Linked DNA regions of Homo sapiens: region 1 is linked to region 2. Evidence: read pairs that join two places in POLR2A ChIA-PET (ENCODE). Cell type or tissue: OCI-LY7. All regions are shown on one strand.

Region 1 (4,000 bases), 230 kb after region 2:
TCTTCCAAGACAGAAACTCAGGGCAATAGCTTTATTTTATCCAGTAGCTGTGGTTTTAACACAATTCAGGAAATCCCCAGCATTTCACATCATGTTTATACTAAGCATCCCACTTCTACCAACTACATATGGAAACCTGACTGCCCACATTTGTTAGAAATTTTGTAGGTGTTTTATTTTAGCTATATTGTTTTATCTTAAGTTGAATTTATTAAGCTCTTCTAAGATTCTGGCTCTGAATGATGGCACTTTGGGTCTCCACCAAGAGTAATCACCAAACTGGGTGCGGTGGCTCATGCCTGTATTCCCAGCATTTTTGGAGGCCAAGGTAGGAGGATCGCCTGAGCCCAAGAGTTTTAGACCAGCCTGGCCAACATAGGGAGACAGTATCTCTAGAAAACTTTTAAAAATAAGCGAGGCGTGGCAGCACATGCCTATAGTCCCAGCTACTCGGAAGGCTGAGGAGAGAGAATCACTTGAGGCCAGGAGATCAAGGCTGTGTGAGTCATGATTTCATCACTGCACTCCAGCCAGGGCCACAGAGCAAGACCCAGTCTCAAAAAAATAAATAAAAAGGAATAAACTATTGAGATGCACAACAGATGAGATGAATGAATCTCTCTTTTTTTTTTTTTTTATTTGAGACGGAGTCTTGCTCTGTCGCCCAGGCTGGAGTGCAGCAGCGGGATCTCGGCTCACTGCAAGCTCTGTCTCCTGTGTTCACGCCATTCTCCTGCCTCAGCCTCCTGAGTAGCTGGGACTACAGGCACCTGCCACCACGCCTGGCTAATTTTTTGTATTTTTAGTAGAGACGGGGTTTCACCGTGTTAGCCAGGATGGTCTCAATCTCCTGACCTCGTGATCTGCCCGCCTCGGCCTCCCAAAGTGCTGGGATTACAGGCGTGAACCACGGCACCCAGGCGAGATGAATGAATCTCTAGGGAATTATGCTTTGGGCGGGAACCGGGGAGGGGAAGCCAATCTCAAAAATGTTACATACTATCTGATTAAATTTTTTTGTTTTGTTTTGTTTTGATTTGATTTGTTTTGAGATGGAGTCTCGCTGTGTCTCCCAGGCTGGAGTATAGTGGTGCAATCTTGGCTCACTGCAACCTCCACCTCCTGGGTTCAAGCAATTCTCCTGCCTCAGCCTCCCAAATAGCCGAGATTGCAGGAGCCCACCACCACGCCCGGCTAATTTTTGTATTTCTAGTAGGGATTGAGTTTTACCATGTTGGCCTGGTGGATCTCAAACTCCTGACCTCAAGTGACCCACTCGCCTCAGCCATGATCAGTATTTTGAATGTGGGCGTGAATATGCAAACCTACATAGGAAGCAAATTGTATACAATTTACTACACACGCGCGCGCGCGCGCACACACACACACACACACACACACGAGTACAAGTAAAATGGAGAAAATCCACCTAAGATTGCGCTGGGCGTGGTGGCTCATTCCTGTAATCCTAGCACTTTGGGAGGCTGAGGCGGGCAGATCACTTGAGGCCAGGAGTTTGAAACCAGCCTGGCCAACATGGGAAAACCCTGTCTCTACTAAAAACACAGAAATTAGCAAGTCTTGGCGGCGGGCACCTGTGGTCCCAGTTTTACTCGGGAGGCTGAGACAGGAGAATCTCTCCAGCCTGGGAGGCGGAGGTTGCAGTGACTGAGATTATGCCACTCCGCTCCTGCCTGGGTGACTGAGTGAAAGTCCATCAAAAAATAAATAAATATATAAACCTGGGAGTGGCATCCACAAGACAGTGGCAGAACAGGTTTTCCAACCCTGAACTGGAGCTACTGGAAGTGTCCCAAGGCAAGCCAAGCCGGGGTTTCCCAAACATCACCTGCAGATGTGCTCTCAGTCTGAGAAGAGTGAGTCTGGGCCTCAGCAGGTCTGCTTCTCTCAGAAAAAGCATTTTGCTGTTCTGGGCTTATCCAGCTATTACTTTTCCCTGGGGCTGCACACAAATTCTTCTAGTGACTTTGTAAACATTTAATTAGGTAGGTAGTTAGTTACTTTTTGAGGCAAGGTCTCACTTGGTCACACCCAGGCTGGAGTGCAGTAGCACAATCATGGTTCACTGTAGCATCAACCTCCAGAGCTCAAGCCATCCTCTCGCCTCAGCCTCCTGAGTAGCTGGGGCTACTGGTGCGCACCTCCACACCTGGTTAATTTTTTTTATTTTTTGTAGAGATGAAGTTTCACCATGTTGCCCAGGCTGGTCTTGATCTCCTGAGCTCAAGCAATCCTCTCACCTCAGCCTCCCAAAGTGCTGGGATTAAAGGTATGAGCCACCATGCTAGGCAATTTTGTAAACTTGAAATGCACTTCTCTGAAAACAGAAGACAGCAACAGCCTCTTAAAAATCGTAAGTGTAGGCCGGGTGCAGTGGCTCACGCCTCTAGTCCCAGCACTTTGGGAGGCCAAGGCACACAGATCACAAGATCAGGAGTGTGAGACCAGCCTGGCCAATATGGTGAAACCCCGCCTCTACTAAAAAAAAAATACAAAAATTAGCCAGATGTGGTGGCACACACCTGTAGTCTAGCTATTCTGGAGGCTGAGGAAAGAGGATCGCTTGAACCTGGGAAGTAGAGGTTGCAGTGAGCCGAGGTCGTGCCATTGCACTCCAGCCTGGGCGACAAAATGGGACTCCATCTCAAAAAAAAAAAAAAAAAAATCGGCCAGGCGCGCGGTGGCTCAAGTGTGTAATCCCAGCACTTTGGGAAGCCAAGGCGGGTGGCTCACGTGAGGTCGGGAGCTTGAGACCAGCCTGACCAACATGAAGAAACCCCGTCTTTACTAAAAATAAATAAATTAGCTGGGCATGGTGGCAGATGCCTGTAATCCCAGCTACTCAGGAGGCTGAGGCAGGAGAATTGCTTGAACCCAGGAGGCAGAGGTTGCAGTGAGCCTAGATTGCGCCATTGCACTCCAGCCTAGGCAACAAGAGCTAAACTCCATCTCAATTAAAAAAGAAAAAGGCTAGCCGGGCGCAGTGGTTCACGCCTGTAATGCCAGAACTTTGGGAGGCAGAGGCGGGCGGATCACGAGGTCAGGAGATCGAGACCATCCTGGCTAACACAGTGAAACCCCGTCTCTACTAAAAATACAAAAAATTAGCCAGGCATGGTGGCGGGCGCCTGTAGTCTCAGCTACTGGGGAGGCTGAAGCAGGAGAATGGCCTGAACCCGGGAGGCGGAGCTTGCAGTGAGCCAAGATTGTGCCACTGCACTCCAGCCTGGGCGACAGAAAGAGACTCCGTCTCAAAAAAAAAAAAAGAAAAGGCTGGGCACGGTGGCTCATGCTTGTAATCCCAGCACTTTGGGAGGCCGAGGCAGATGGATCACAAGGTCAAGAGATCGAGACTATTCTGGCCAACATGCTGAAACTCCATCTCTACTAAAAATACAAAAATTAGCTGGGTGTGGTGGCTTGGGCCTGTAGTTCCAGCTATTTGGGAGGCTGAGGCAGAGGCGGAGGCTGAGCTTGCAGTGAGCCAAGATCGCGCCACTGCACTCCAGCCTGGCGACAGAGCGAGACTCCGTCTCAAAAAAAAAATCATAAGTGACAACTTTAGGAAGCCTACGGGGGCAGATGACTTGAGGCAAGGAGTTTGAGACCAGCCTGGCCAAAATGGTGAAAACCCATCTCTACTAGAAATTCAAAAATTAGCCAGATGTGGTTATAGCTACTTGGGAGGCTGAGGCATGAGAATTGCTTGAACCCAGGAGGCAGAAACTGCAGTGAGCTGAGATCGTGCCACTGCACTCCAGCCTGGGCAACAGAGCGAGACTCTGTCTCAAAAAAAAAAAAAAAAATTCAGAAGTGGCAGCCACCTCACACCATTAGGAGAGCTACTGTTAAAAATAAAATAAGGCTAGGCATGGTGGCTCATATCTGTAATCTCAGCACTTTGGGAGGCCCGGGTGGGGGGATCACTTGAGCCCAGGAGTTCAAGACCAGCCTGGGCAACAGAGGAAGACCTTTTTTC
Region 2 (4,000 bases):
TCAAACTCCCGGGCTCAAGCAATCTTTTCATCTCAGCCAAGTATAGTCCCAAGTAGTTAGAACTATAGGCGCACTCCACCACACCTGGCTAACTTTTTAATTTTTTGCAGAGATAGAGTCTTGCTATGTTGCCCAGGCTGGTCTTGAACTCCTGGCCTCAAGCGATCCTCCTGCCTCAGCCTCTCAAATTTTTTCGCCATTTACAATATTGTGGTAACATAGATAGAACATAAAATTTGGCATCTGGCCGGGCGTGTTGGCTTAAGCCTGTAATCCCAGCACTTTGGGAGGCTGAGGCGGGTGGATCACTGGAGATTGGGAGTTCAAGACCAGCCTGGCCAACATGGCAAAACCCCATCTCTACTAAAAATATAAATTAGCCAGGCATGGTGGCACACACCTGTAATCCCAGCTACTCAGGAGGCTGAGGCAGGAGAATCGCTTGAACCCAGGAGGCAGAGGTTGCAGTGAGCCAAGATCGCATCACTGCACTCCAACCTGGATGACAAAGCAAGACTCCGTCTCAAAAAAAAAAAAAAAAAAATTAACCATCTTATCCATGTTTGAGTATGTAATTCAGTGGCATTAAGTACATTTGCATCATTTTTTTGTTTGTTTGTTTTTTCTTGTATTTGTTGGGGATAGGATCTCCCTATGTTGCCCAAGCTGGTCTCACACTCCTGGGCTCAAGTGATCCTCCCCCTTCAGCCTCCCAAAGTCCTGGGATTATAGGTGTGAGCCACTATGTCCAGCCCATTCACACTGTTGCGCAACTGTCACCATCATCCATCTTTAGAACTTTCTCATCTTTCCAAACTGAAACTGTCCCCATTAAACACACTTCCCATTCTCCTTCCCCCAGCCCCTGGCACCCACCATTCTATTTTCTGTCTGTTTAAATCTGATAATTCTAGGGCTGGGCGCAGTGGTTCCCACCTGTAACCCCAGCACTTTCGGAGGCGGAGGCAGATGGATCACTTGAGGTCAGGAGTTCAAGATCACCCTGGCCAACATGGTGAAACCTTGTCTCTAGTAAAAATACAAAAATTAGCCGGGCATGGTGGTTGGCTCCTGTAATCCCAACTATTCAGGAGGCTGAGGCAGGAGAATCACTTGAACCTGGGAGGCAGAGGTTGCAGTGAGCCGAGATCACGCCACTGCCCTCCAGCCTGGACGATGGAGAAAGACTGTATCAAATAATAATAATAATAATAATAATAATAAATCTTGACAACTCTAGGGAACTCCTGTGAATCAAATCATGCAATGTTTTTGTCCCTTTTGCATCTGGCTTCTTTCACTTAGCATAATATTGCTCCACCTCATTTTTTGGCTCTCCCAGAATTTTTTTTTTTTTTTTTTTTTTTTTTTTGGAGACAAGAGTCTCGCTCTATCCCCCAGGCTGGAGTGCAGTGGCATGATCTCGGCTCACTGCAACCTCCGCCTTCCGGGTTCAAGCGATTGTCCTGCCTCAGCCTCCCAAATAGATGGGATCACAAATGTCTACCACCATGCCTGGCTAATTGTTATATTTTTAGTAGAGACGGGGTTTTGCCATGTTGGCCAGGCTGGTCTCTTAATTCCTGACTTCAAGTGACCCACCCACCTCAGCCTCCCAAGGTGCTGGGATTACAAGCGTGAGCTACTGCGCCCGGCCTCTCCAGGATTTCAAGTTAGGCGCCCTGCATTTTGGGCAGAGATTGAGATTGTGAATCTGTCTCCTGGCCATGCAGTATGTTTGTTTGTTTCACGTGAATTTATTGCCAAGTTTAAAAAGAAAAATCATAGAGGGACATAGCAACTGGCGTTTGCTCTCGCTCAGTTCCCCACTCATGAGTTCAAGCCTTGGCTCTGGCATGGTTTTTATGTTTTCTGTGGTATGAGCTGGCCACACCCTGGTCTGGGGATGCTGTTGGCCATGCCGATGACCGAGTGTCTCATGCAGCCGGCCCTGTCTATGTTACTCTTTGCCTATGTCCAGCATTTGGTCACCGTTCTGTACTAAAGTTGAATATTGCCTGTGGGCCTCAGGAAGTCACTGTATATGGCAAAAAAAAAAAATTTAAGGCTGGGCATAGTGGCTCATGCCTATAATCCCAGCTATGCGAGAGGCTGAGGTGGGAGGATCCCTTGCGCTCTGGAGTTCTAGAGCAGCCTGGACAATATAACAAGACCCTGTCACAAAGAAAAAAACCCCAACAACCTTTTTAGCCATTAAAGGGAATTCAAATTAATTGGTCTTCAGAGTTGGCGCCCCGGGGGACAGGAAGGGGAACCCCCGAGGAAATGCTGACACAGAAACCATGCATGGGCTGGGCGGTGCTGCTCCGGAGGTAATCCCAGCACTTTGGAAGGCGGATCACTTGAGCTCAGGAGTTCAAGACCAGCCTGGGCAATATAGTGAAACCCCATCTCTACAAACATTACAGAAAATTAGCTGGGCACAGTGGCATGCGCCTTTACTGCCTGCCGCTCAGGGGGCTGAGGCAGGAGAATCACTTGAATCCGGGAGGCACAGGTTACAGTGAGCCAAGATCGCATCTCTGCACTCAAGCTTCAGTGAAGGGAGTGAAACCCTGTCTTACAAAGCAGCCATATGTGGCCCAGGGGGACCTGAGTGGATTCCAAGACATTGGTGGCTACACAAAAAGGAAACTGGACTTTTATTCCACGCTGTTGGCTGGCAGTCCAGGACCTCAGCATCCAGGAAGTCACCTTTGTCCTCAGACCAACCTGGGTGGGTGTTTTTTGTTGTCTTTTGTTTTCTTTTGTTTCGTTTCGTTTTTTTAGTCAGGATGTGTTTTTTTTTTTTATTTTTTATTTTCAGGACAGTCTCTCTCTGTTACCCAGGCTGGAGTGCAGTGGTGTGATCTCTGCTCACTGCAACCTCTGCCTCCCGGGTTCAAGCAATTCTCCTGCCTCAGCCTCCTGAGTAGCTGGGATTACAGGCATCCCCCCACCACGCCCAGCTAATTTTTGTATATTTAGTAGAGATGGGGTTTCACCATGTTGGCCAGGCTGGTCTTGAACTCCTGACCTCGTGATCTGCCCGCCTCAGCCTCCTAAAGTACTGGGATTACAGGCATGAGCCACTGTGCCTGGCCACCAAGACGTGTTTTTATCTCTGATTTTTTTTTTTTTTTGAGAGGCAGGGTCTTGCTCTGTTGCCCAGGCTGGAGTGCATTGGCGTGATCTCTGCTCACTGCAACCTCCGCCTCCCGGGTTCAAGCAATTCTCCTGCCTCAGCATCCTGAGTGGCTGGAACGACAGGTGTGCACCACCACGCCCGGCTAATTTTTCTATTTTTAGTGGAGACGGGATTTCACCATGTTAGCCAGGCTGGTCTCGAACTTCTGATCTCAGGGGATTCGCCCGCCTCAGCCTCCCAAAGTGCTGGGATTACAGGCATGAGTCACCGTGCCCGGCCAAACCTTATTTTTAGCGATCACTCAGGCTCGAGCCAGGAATATGGGGCCACAGGGTTGTCCCTGTCCCTGACTAGCTGCTGGGCAGGCACCAAACTGGATTCTGCCACCTGCTCAAGGGGTTACCTTGGCAGCTCTGTGCCTCAGTTTCCTCATCTGTAATAATCCGATTTCCCTCCAAGGGGCAGGAAGACTGGATGTGGTAACACAAAAATCAGCCCTGTTACAGCTCCTGGCCCAGGGTGTATGACCCGCAGGGCTGTGGTGGTTTGGCTTTTATGACCAAGAGCAGACACTCATTTCCTGTCCCTCCAGGCCTCCCAGAAGTTCCTGCCGAATCGTCTTCGTCACCCCCGGGGTCCGAGGTAGCCTCCCTTACACAGCCTGAGAAGAGCACAGGCCGAGTGCCCACCCAGGAGCCCACCCACAGGGAGCCCACCAGGCAAGCAGCCTCCCAAGAGTCCGAGGAGGCCGGGGGCACCGGTAAGTGGTGGGTGGCCGCCAAGAGGGACGGGGCACCGGGATGGCGCCAGTTCGGAGTCTGGCCCTGAAGGACTCTCACAGCACCTCCGCTG

What was found. Peaks named below come from ENCODE experiments on the same cell type or tissue, not always from the same donor. Only the 100,000 strongest peaks of a DNase experiment are listed, where the experiment ranks them.
Region 1: POLR2A ChIA-PET joins it to region 2 with 7 read pairs; 3 of 35 experiments call an interaction of 5 or more read pairs at or near these places.

What each region holds. Positions count from the first base shown.
Region 1 is chr19:10,950,773-10,954,772 of GRCh38, reverse strand. No RefSeq gene overlaps it. Among named protein-coding and RNA genes, the nearest start is that of SMARCA4, 8.3 kb to the left of the region's middle. In OCI-LY7, no CTCF peak of the experiment used is centred here; no DNase peak of the experiment used is centred here; H3K4me3 peaks cover 1,033 bases; H3K27ac peaks cover 2,229 bases.
Region 2 is chr19:11,178,461-11,182,460 of GRCh38, reverse strand. It overlaps KANK2 (KN motif and ankyrin repeat domains 2), which reads left to right. Exons shown (of 13, transcript NM_001136191.3): 5 at 3,741-3,908. Among named protein-coding and RNA genes, the nearest start is that of KANK2, 17 kb to the left of the region's middle. In OCI-LY7, no CTCF peak of the experiment used is centred here; DNase peaks (open chromatin) are centred at 2,280 and 2,550; H3K4me3 peaks cover 1,068 bases; H3K27ac peaks cover 1,784 bases.